Linked DNA regions of Homo sapiens: regions 1 and 3 are each linked to region 2. Evidence: chromatin contacts called from ENCODE Hi-C or POLR2A ChIA-PET data. All regions are on one chromosome and are shown on one strand. Each heading gives the region's core, a stretch centred on a gene start or an enhancer-like site at or near the end of the contact. The rest is flanking DNA. Distances are from core to core; before and after follow the strand shown.

Evidence for each region. Hi-C counts contacts between places; a loop is a spot of excess contacts on that map. ChIA-PET counts read pairs that join two places held with the same protein, here RNA polymerase II (POLR2A). Pooled maps may share reads with other maps.
Region 1: a loop to region 2 is called in a map of CD8-positive, alpha-beta T cell, with 4 times the contacts of the local background. The contact joins the promoter of ERP29 here to the promoter of GIT2 in region 2. A Hi-C loop is called at or near these places in 1 of 168 maps with a recorded cell type or tissue (CD8-positive, alpha-beta T cell), 1 of 37 single-sample maps with no recorded cell type and 10 of 50 pooled maps. POLR2A ChIA-PET finds 5 or more read pairs at or near these places in 1 of 52 experiments (MCF 10A).
Region 3: a loop to region 2 is called in a map of OCI-LY7, with 10 times the contacts of the local background. The contact joins the promoter of PTPN11 here to the promoter of GIT2 in region 2. A Hi-C loop is called at or near these places in 1 of 168 maps with a recorded cell type or tissue (OCI-LY7) and 9 of 50 pooled maps. POLR2A ChIA-PET finds 5 or more read pairs at or near these places in 1 of 52 experiments (activated CD8-positive, alpha-beta memory T cell).

What each region holds. Positions count from the first base shown.
Region 1 is chr12:112,011,404-112,014,866 of GRCh38, reverse strand. ERP29 (endoplasmic reticulum protein 29) reads right to left here and starts at 1,441. Exons shown (of 3, transcript NM_006817.4): 1 at 1,258-1,441. The coding sequence starts at 1,401. TMEM116 (transmembrane protein 116) reads left to right here and starts at 1,702. Exons shown (of 11, transcript NM_001193531.2): 1 at 1,702-1,865. RefSeq lists enhancers at 1-107, 1,778-1,967, 1,838-2,726, 3,231-3,463 and silencers at 1,108-1,197, 1,538-1,617.
Region 2 is chr12:109,994,868-109,998,124 of GRCh38, reverse strand. It overlaps GIT2 (GIT ArfGAP 2), which reads left to right and starts at 1,757. Exons shown (of 20, transcript NM_057169.5): 1 at 1,757-1,952. The coding sequence starts at 1,901. RefSeq lists enhancers at 1,587-1,746, 2,437-2,486 and a silencer at 2,017-2,106.
Region 3 is chr12:112,417,351-112,420,872 of GRCh38, reverse strand. It overlaps PTPN11 (protein tyrosine phosphatase non-receptor type 11), which reads right to left and starts at 1,926. Exons shown (of 16, transcript NM_002834.5): 1 at 1,748-1,926. The coding sequence starts at 1,761. It also overlaps a transcript of RPL6 not described here. RefSeq lists silencers at 1,419-1,988, 1,700-2,051 and enhancers at 1,425-2,072, 2,039-2,298, 2,073-2,720, 2,721-3,369.

The sequences.
Region 1 (3,463 bases), core at 192-2,691, 2.0 Mb before region 2:
AGCTGCAAGTGCCAAATCCACGACAGGGAACGCTTGAAAATAGGAGACTTCAACCACTGGAGACAACTACTTCTTGGTTTCACTTCCCCACAATGAGTACAAAACCTGAAAATGAAATGACTGGCTCTCTCGCAACACTAAGCTTGCCCATCTCCTAGAGGAAGTTAAAAGCTGCTCGTGGGTGAAGACAGGTGCAAGAGGAGGGGACTGGGACTGCGGTGTTGCATTCAGCCACCATTTCCAACCGTCCATTTACTCAGGCCAGGATCCCTAATTCTGCAAAAATGGAAGGGGGGAAAGGCGGAGGTAGTGGCAAATTCTTCCATGCCTTGACCCAATTTTACTGATTTTGTTGCCAACCCCAAGATGTTTCCTACAACAGCTATCCCCAACCTTTTTGGCACCAAGAACTGGTTTCATGGAAGACAACTTTTCCACGGGGTTGGGTGGTTTCGACATGAACCTGTTTCGCCTCAGATCATCAGGCATTAGATTCTGATAAGAAGCACACAACCTGGATCCCTCACATGCGTAGTTCACAATAAAGGTCGTGCTCCTATGAGAATGTAATGCCGCAGCTGATGTAACAGGAGGCGGAGCTCAGGCTGTAGTGCTAGCTCGCCTGCCGCTCACCTCCTGCTGTGCGGCCCGGTTTCTAACAGGCCACCGACGGGCCTGGTGGTTGGGGACCCCTGCTTTACAGGGTGGCTGAACTGAAGCTTATTCTTCACGCTTGCACTATTCAAGATGTATGATATCTGATCATTGTTTGCACACTGCAAAGCAGGCTGCAATCCAACCCTGGGAAGAGGGGCGCGGACACGCAGGCTAACGCGCCTGCATTTCCCCCCGCCAACCCCTCCCAGCTTCCACAGCCGGGAGCCCGGTGGCGTCGACCTCGCACCGCCCTCCGGTTCTCCCACTTGGGACTCGAGGGTTGGATCTCGCCAGGCACCGCCCTCTCCCCACAGGTGAAGGGAAGGGGCACCCAGTTCCCTCGGCTGCATCTTTGCAAGGGTGGATGCAAGTATAAATGCTGCAAAAGCAAGGGTGCGCCGGGGCCCTGAAGCGTGCATGCCCGGTGGTCATAACATTCTCCGCTCAGAGTCCACTAGGCCTGTAGGACGCCGGGAAGCTCTGGGACCGTTGCTACAGACCACCTCCCGTCAGCTCCCGGAATCCAGCGTCTCCCCACGGGCGCGCGCTCTTCCGGGCGCCCCGGCGGCACCTGCGCGCGACGTCCCCCGCCCCGGTTACCTTGTAGAAAGTGACCGTATCCAGGGGAAGGGCGCCCTTGGTGTGCAGGCCGCTGCCGCCATGCGGAGCGGAGAGGAGCAGGAAGCCCAGGAGAAGGGGAAGCAGCGGGGAGAGAAATGCGGCGCGGGGCACAGCGGCAGCCATATCGCCGGGTTCCTGCAGAGGGAGGTAGGTAAGCGATAGTGGAGAACGCCCCGAGTCAGCGGTCACGTGACTGGGGGGGCGGACTCACGCGCGCTCACGTGGACACCCCAGGAGGCTCCCATCTGTCTAGGGTGAGAGGGTGGGGCCACGTGAGGGGCGGGGCGAGGGAGGGGAAGCTGCTGCGCACGCGTACTCGGCGAAGCTCGCGTAGGGCCTGGGTAAAAGGGCGGGGCCACGTTGCGGGCGGGAAAATGGGCTCCTGCGCGCGCGCACTCGCCGAGTCTTCCGGCGGGTCCGCCCAGTTCCGTTCCTGCTCCGCTTGAGGAGAAGCGCCAAGTGCGCATGGGGACGCTATAGCAATTCGTTTGCTGTCCTTCCTCTCCTTCGAAGATGACAAGGCCTACCATCGTTTCTTCCTGCCTTTGGGCCGTCAGGCAGTTGGTTGGGACCCGCTCCAACCCTCGGTCAGTCTATTAGTCAAGTTCAGCCGTTATTCTCAGTCAGGCTCCGTCACCACCCTGACCCAGGCGGGCAGTGGCTCCGCGGCTTCCCTGAGCTTTTTGGCCAGGCTTGGCGGTCAGTGTGGCAAGCAGGGCCCTCTTAGGCCCGATCTGAGGTGAGCGCCTCCCCTGGGAGACGCCAGGCTCCTGGGATCCGCCCAGCCAAGGCCCACCCTCCAGGAACCCCAGACGCAATTCTAATCATTCTGTTCCGCAGGTAGTCACTCGGTCCCTGGCTTGTGCCAGACTCTGGCTTTGCCTGCGGGGCTACGGAATAAGCAGAAACAAGACCGTTGTGTGCTGAAGGCACGCACTTTGTTGGGGGAGGAGGCGGCATAGGAATAATGATCTAAACAGTGCAGTGTAATTGCTGTAAAATATTATTCCGGCTGGGCGCGTTGACTCACGTCTGTAATCCCAGCACTTTGGGAGGCCGAGGCAGGTGGATTACCTGAGGTCAGGAGTTCGAGACCAGCCTGGCCAACATGGTGAAACCCCGTTTCTACTAAAAATCAGGCGAGTGTGGTGGTGCGTGCCTGTAATCCCAGCTACTCAAGAGGCTGAGGCAGGAGAATTGCATGAACCCAGGAGGCGGAAGTTGGGGTGAGCCGAGATTTCGCCATTGCACTTCAGCCTAGGTGACAGAGCGAGACTCAGTCTCAAAAAGAAAAAAAAAGACCGTATTTTCTTATTGTAAAGAGACAGAGATTCAGCCATCCCTGCTCAGGAGCATCAGAGGAAGTTGTAGACAGGAGGTGACTTTTGAGCTGGACCTTGAAATAAGAGGGGGCGTGCATGAGGCAAAGAGAAACAGGGCATTTCTAACAATGGGAAAATTATGCACAGGCATGTTGGGGAACTGGTTGAGATGAATCTATGTAAAGGCGAACTGGCGCAACAGCTGCTGCCGCTCTTTTTTATTTTGATTGATTATTACTGAGCTTCCATGGGGCGGATTCGAAAGGGTCTCACCAAGCTAAAGGGTTTGGAGTCACCAGAAGTTTTAACTAGGAGAGTGAGGTTAGATTTGTGTGTAGAAACAGCACCCAGGTCAGCCTGGGCAACGTAATGAAACCTCGTCTCTACAATAAGTAGAAAAATTAGCCATGTGTGGTAGTGCATGCCTGTGGTCCCAGGTACTTGGGAGGCTGAGGCAGCAGGATCACTTGGACCTGAGGGGTCGAGGCTGCAGTCAGCCCTGATTGCTGCCACTGCACTCCAGTCTGGGCAACAGAGAAGACTGTCTCAAAACAAAAACAACATTACTCAGGAATGAAGGAAATGGATTGGAATTGAGAAGACGGGACTAAAGCCAATTAATGGGGTATGGCAATAGTCTAGTTGGAAGAGGTTAAGGTCATGCAGTAGGACATAATAGGGCTGAAGAAGTATGGATGGAATTGACAAACTTTTAAAGGGTAGAATTCACAAGATTTGATGAACAAATGCATGTAAGAGAACATATACAATGCATTGTAAGGGACTTACTGCTATAATTAACCATTGTATGTTTCCAAAATGTATGTGTATAAATAGTCAACAGTGATAACAGGATCCAATCA
Region 2 (3,257 bases), core at 508-3,007:
CTTTTGCAACTTAACGTTCTCCTTCTTCTTCATCATGCCGTGTTTATTGAAAATCTCCCTATCTCATTAATCAGAAAACCCCATAATGACAGGAACCACATCGTTTTGCTTACCAGAGTATCTAAAACCAAAATAGTACCTGGCTAACAACAGGCATTCAATATTTGCTGAATGGAGATCATAGCTGTGTTTATATGTAAGACAGACAATAAGTAGTCATTGGTATTAGGGTCACATCTCCTTTCTCCTTCACACTGATTTACCTCATTTCATTGTGTTTATCTCACACCATTTTGTAAATTATCCCATGTTAGCTATTGTTATTCTCAAATTCCACGCATATGAAGAAAAACAGTAATTAGAAAATAATAGCAATATCCATAATTATGGGAGCTACTATTTACTGAGGGGTTACTATCCAGCAGGTGTATCACATTTTTCCCATAATTTATTCCATCTGTCCTTAGCCAAAATGAATGTTTAACTTTGCTGGTCACATACAAGTTTTGTCGCATATTCTTCTTCCTCTTTTTCTTTATTTCCCTCTCTCTCTTCTTCATTTTCATCTCGCAACCCTTTAAAAATGTAAAAATCATTCTTAAGTAGCAAGCCATACAAAAACAAATCGTGGACTAGAAGTAAACAATGCATTATCTTAATTTTGAACATGAGATTAAAACTGAAGCCTAAGGAATCATCTAATATATTCTTTTTTGTTATTTTTGTTGTTGTTGTTGAAGTTGTTTTTGAGACAGTCTCGCTCTGTCCCCCAGGCTGGAGTGCAGTGACGCGATCTCTGCTCACTGCAACGTCCACCTCCCAGGCTCAAGCGATTCTCATGCCTCAGCCTCCTGAGTATCTAGGATTACAGGCATGCGCCACCACGCCCGGCTAATTTTTTTTTTTTTTTTTTTTTTTTTGAGACGGAGTCTCACTCTGTCGCCCATGCTGGAGTGCAATGGCGTGATCTCAGCTCACTGCAACCTCCACCCCCTGGGTTCAAGCTCCTGCCTCAGCCTCCCAAGTAACTGAGATTACAGGCTCCTGCCACTGTGCCCGGCTAATTTTTGTATTTTTAGTAGAGACGGGGTTTCACCATGTTGGCCAGGCTGGTCTTGAACTCCTGACCTCGTGATCCACCCGCCTCGGCCTCCCAAAGTGCTGGGATTACAGGCGTGAGCCACCGCGCCCGGCCAATTTTTGTATTTTTAGTAGAGATGGGGTTTCACCATGTTGCCCAGGCTGGTCTCGAACTCCTGCCTCAAGTGATCCTCCTGCCTCAGCCTTCCAAAGAGTTGAGATTACAAGAGTGAGCCACCACGCCCAGCCTGGAATCATATAATATATTCTTATTTTACTTTACCCCAGTAAAATGCAAGCTTCATAAGGACTAGAAATTCAGTCTTTGCTCACTGCTGTTTCTCCAGTGGCTGGGACAGTATATAAAGCATGGTAAGTGCTTGATAAACATTTGTTGAATCAAGGAATGAATGAATGAACTTGACCATTGATTGCCTCAGGAAGGTTGTGGCTGCAGGGTTCTCATCACAAGATATTGCTACTTCCCCTGGTATTAATCAGTTGGGACGAGGGGAATCTCTGCCAGAGAAGAAGACCCAAATTCAATATTTAAAGGTAGGACAGATGATACTCGGGCAGTCTCCTGCCCTCACTCAAGATGGCGACAAGGCAGAGTGCCCTTTCCGGTCACATGACCTGACACTCGCCGAAGGGCACCTCCCCGCGCGTGCGTGCTGTGCCAAGGCTGCAAGGCGCTGAGGGGAGAGGCGCCGCCGTCAGCGCCGCCGCAGCTGGGACCCGTTAGAGCGGAAGCGCCGCCGCCACCGCCGCCTTTGCTGTCCCCCGGCCTCTAGTTCCCCGCAGGTGGGAGGTGGGAGCCATGTCGAAACGGCTCCGGAGCAGCGAGGTGTGCGCTGACTGCAGCGGGCCGGGTGAGTCGCACCGGCCGGGCCCGCTCCCCTCTGCTTTCCTGGCCCGGACCCCTACCCCGGGGCCGCCCCCTCAGGTCAGGCTGCATCCCGCGGCTAGGGTCGCAACGAAGAGGTCCCTGGGCGGCCTTGGGGTGGGAACCGTCCCGGGCCTGTCAGAGCCGGGCGGGCAGGGGGCCGCCGCCCTCCCCGTCCCTCGCGGCCCTCCCTTCCCTCTCGTTCCCTCCCGTTCCCTCCGTCCTAGGCCAACTGGGGAGGTGACGGGGGCCAGGGCTGCTCCCCCAACAGGAAGGGGCTTGGGCAATCCACAGGAAAGCCAATTACAGAAGTAAAATGTGAGCGTCCTCCCGGCTGCAGCCTCCAGAGGCTGCAGGTGTCACCTCCCACTAGACCCTTTCTCCGCCTGGGTGTCCTGCCCGGGGAGGATGACACTCCCTGAGACTCGCCAGAGGGTCCCCGTAGATGACTTCCCCGCTGCTGACATCCGACAGCTACTCTGCCCGGGAGAATTGCCAGGAGATCGGGGTCTTCCAAACACAACCAGCACTTAGGAGGCAGTGCTTGTCTCAAGTTTGAGGATCTGAACGGCCTGGGTTCAAACTAGATTTTGCTTCTGGCTGACCTTGGGCTGGTGACTTCACTTGGTCACTTGCTTGATTTCCTCATTTTTTTCAATGAGGATAATCGGGAGTATCACGCTTAGTGGTGAGGAAGATTCAATGAATACTCGTAGAATCATATCATCTAAGGCTTTTCTTTTTTGCATTATGCTGTCTACAGTAGAACTCTTGTAGTCCCTTAAAGCTATATTTGACTATCTAAATCATACGTTGATTACAACGGAAACAAACGCAAAATCACCAGCAATATAGGGGCATTGAAACGCTAAAGCCATTCCTTCATAATGATGCATAACTGTTCATACATAATATTCACATTTAGAGATCAAGTGTGTCTTAGCAATTGCAACTGAATTGTCAGGTCTCTGGATAGATTATTACATGCTGTTTTAGGTGCTTGGATGTATTGGCTTTGAGTTAATTCGAAGGTAACATGGCTTTCTTGGCACAATAGTGTCCGATAAACAATCTTAATTAAATCATTGAACACCACTGGCTTTGCAACTGTTCTGATCTTAAGCTTGTCATTTGGAAGTGGAGACCAATTGTAAATAGAACTGTGATAACTCAAACCTCATGTGGTTGTTTTATGGCCCGTACAGTGCAGGTGTTACCAGTTTCCTTTGAAGATAGGGAGGGGGTATGGAGGAGTTTAAAAAGAAGTGTTTTCTAAACCAAGTTAGTGTGA
Region 3 (3,522 bases), core at 677-3,176, 2.4 Mb before region 2:
AAAAGCTCCCTAAAGAATTAGAACATTTGAGGCTATACACTGTTCTGTTGAAATGCAGTTATATATTACCCAGATCTGTAAGCACTTGCCAACCGACCTGTCCAAGTCACTCACTTCCTACGAGTTCTCAGTTTTCTTTTTCTCCCCTTTTTAAATTCCAGATCCATGTATGAATAACATGCCAGGTGTGTTTGGAGGAGACATTCCTAATATTTTGAAAAATCTCATTCAGGCTGGGTACGGTGGCTCACGCCTGTAATTCCAGCACTTTGGGAGGCCAAGGCGGGCGGATCACGAGGTCAGGAGTTTGAGACCAGCCTGGCCAACATAGTGAAACCCTGTCTCTACTAAAAATACAAAAATTAGCCGGGCATAGTGGTGCGCCTGTAGTCCTAGTTACTTGGGAGGCTGAGGCAGGAGAATCGCTTGAACCTAGGAGGCGGAGATTGTGGTGAGCCGAGATTGCGCCACTGCACTCCAGCCTGGGCAACAGAGTGAGCCTCCGTCTCCAAAAAAAAAAAGAAAAAAAGAAAAGAAAATCTCATTCAAATAGCCTCAATAGCTTGAATCGTTTTTTAAATGTCTGAGACAGTGACCATAATTGAACAATCATGGAAAAGAATAGACAATGGGTCTTAAGTGTGAGTGGTATATAGAGTGACTATACAAAATAGCAGGATCACTATCTGAAAACAACAGGTCACACTACTGTTTGACAACAAAATTAAGGCTTACAAATGGTTAGCAATAGTTACAAAATAATAGAAGCAACATAGTGATTAAAAGTAGGGATTCTGTCTCCACCACCTACTAGCTGTGAGGTTAGGCAATTTACTTAACCTCTGAAACTCGGTTTACTCATCTTTACAATGGGGATAATAGTAGCCATCTGATAGGGCTGTGGTCAGAACTAAGCAAATGTTAGCTATTAGTAGTAGTATTACCCTGACCTTTCAAAGGATCTCATTAACTCACTAATCCTCCTAAGTTTCAAATCTTGTCATTTACTAGCATGTTGCTTCTGGGCCTCGGTTTCCTCATCCATAAAACGGGTACCAGTAAAGTGACCTGACTGTTAAGGTTGCAGTGAAGGATTAAATAACGAGATGCGGCTCCCTTCCTTTCCATCTCCCAAAGCGAAGATCGCAGAGGAAGGAAATACTTCTAGTGGCTGCAGATACAGTCAGTTTTTCCATTTCTGGCACGTGAGGGGTAGGAGGAAAAGAAGACACAAAGAGGCATATAAAAGGGTCAGGGGTCCTGCGTGAAGTCCCCAAATGCACGAAAGTGGCACAGTGAGCCAGAACGACTAGACCACTGGGGGCCCGGCCCCGCGCAACTCCCCTCTCGTGTCCCAAGGAGCCTCCCCAAGTGAGCAGGGTTATTTCGGAATCACCATGAGGCAATTCTCATGAGGCAATGGGTCAGGAATGCGGCGCTGAGCCTGGCCGCTGGCACCCGTGGTTCCCTCGGCGGCTCTACCTGCCCCGGGCCTGACGGGCATCCCCGGGGCTGCCGCAGCCGGAACTCGGGGAGGCAGGAAATGAATGGGGACCCGAGGGGTGGGGGCGCGGTGGGGCCGGCCCCCGGCCCCTGGAGGGCGAGGGGACGAGGAGGGAACCGGCCCCCAACCCCGACCCGGGGCGGGAGCCCGAAGCCCGGCCGGGGCGCCCCCTTCCGGACGGGGCTAACCGAACGCGGCGGTGGCCGGGCCGAGGCCCGCGCCGGGCCCCTCGGGGCTCCTCACCTCCGCGATGTCATGTTCCTCCCGCCCTCCGGCTCCGCGACGGACCCGCTCCTTGCTCAGGCTCCGCTGGGCTCGGTCACATCGGGCTGGCCCGAGGGAGGCCCGCTCGGGACCGGACGCGGGGCAGAGCCAGCCGGCCGCGCACAGACCCCCCTCCAGGCCTGGGGATCCCGGAGACTGTGCAGCTGCCCCCCGGCCCGGCTCGCTCCTCCTCCGCCCCCGCCCTTCGCCGCCGTCGCCCCCGTGATGTCACCGCTCGCGACGCCCGCCGCCACTTCCTGCTTCCCGTCAGCGGAGGACCGAGCGACGGCCGGGAATGGCAGCGCGGGGGCTCCGCGGAGGCGCCACGCACAGTGTCCAAAGCATCCTTGCTTCCTCCTGGAAACCGCGGCCGCCAGGTGTGAGCTGCGCGCTCCGCGTCTACGCCACCGACCCGTCCGGGCCCGCTGCCACATCGATTTCATTCATTTCGTTCCACAAATCGCCGCTCCACTCATTAGCTGTGGAACCTTGGGGAAATTACCTACTGTCTCCGAGCCTCGGTTTCCTCCATTCTTTTCTTTCTGTAAGATAAAGATAGTAGGCTGGGCGCGGTGGTTCACGCCCGTAATCCCAACACTTTGGGAGGCTGCGGCAAGAGGTTCGCTTAAGCCAAGGAGTTCGAGGCCAGCCTGGGCAAAAAAGCAAGACCTCATCTCTACAAAAAATGCAAAAAACTAACCGGGCGTGGAGGCTGCGGCGGGAAGATAACTTAAGCCCGAGAAGTCGGGGCTGCAGTGAGTCGTGATCACGCCACTGCACTACACCCTGAGCGACAGGGCAAGACACTGCCTAAAAAAATAATAATAGGCTGGGCGCGGTGGCTCACGCCTGTAATCCCAGCACTTTGGGAGGCCGAGGTGGGCGGATCACGAGGTCAAGAGATCGAGACCATCCTGGCCAACATGGTGAAACCCCGTCTCCACTAAAAATTCAAGAATTAGCCTGGCGTGGTGGGGGGCGCCTGTAGTCCCAGCTGCTTGGGAGTCTGAAGCAGGAGAATCGCTTGAACCCGGGAGGCAGAGGTTGCATTGAGCCGAGATCGCGCCACTGCACTCCAGCCTGGCAATAGAGCGAGACTCCGTCTCAAAATAATAATAATAATTACAATAAATACTACTTTGGGGTGGGAGCGGTGGCACACGCCTGAAATCCCAGCACTTCCCTTTGGGAGGCTGAGGCGGGCGAATCGCTTGAGTCCAGGAGTTGGGAACCAGCCCGGGCAAAATAGTGAAATCCCATCTCTACAAAAAATACAAAAATTAGCCGGGCGTGGTGGCGCGCGCCTGTAGTCCCAGCTACTCGGGAGGCTGAGGTGAGAGGATTGCTTGAGCCTGGAAGGTCGAGGCTGCTGAAAGCCGAGATCGCGCCACTGCACTCAGGCCAGGTATGGTGGCTCACGCCTTCATCCCAGAACTTTGGGAGGCTGAGGCAGGAGGATTGCTTGAGCCTAGGAGTTCAAGACCAGCCTGGGCAACATGGTGCGACCATGTCTCTTAAAAAAAAAAAAAAAAAAAAAAAAAAAAGCCGGGCCGGGTGGTACGGAAGTATTACTTTGGACACTCTGTGAAGCTCGAGCAAGAGAGCAAGGCCAGAAACAGAGAAGCCAGTCAAAATACGGAATACTATAGTATTCTGGTCTGGGAATAATGGTAGCTCAGACCAGATTGAGAAGAGTAGAGCTTTTACTTGATTGATGCGCATATGACTCATTGAAGGCTACAGATCTAGCTGAG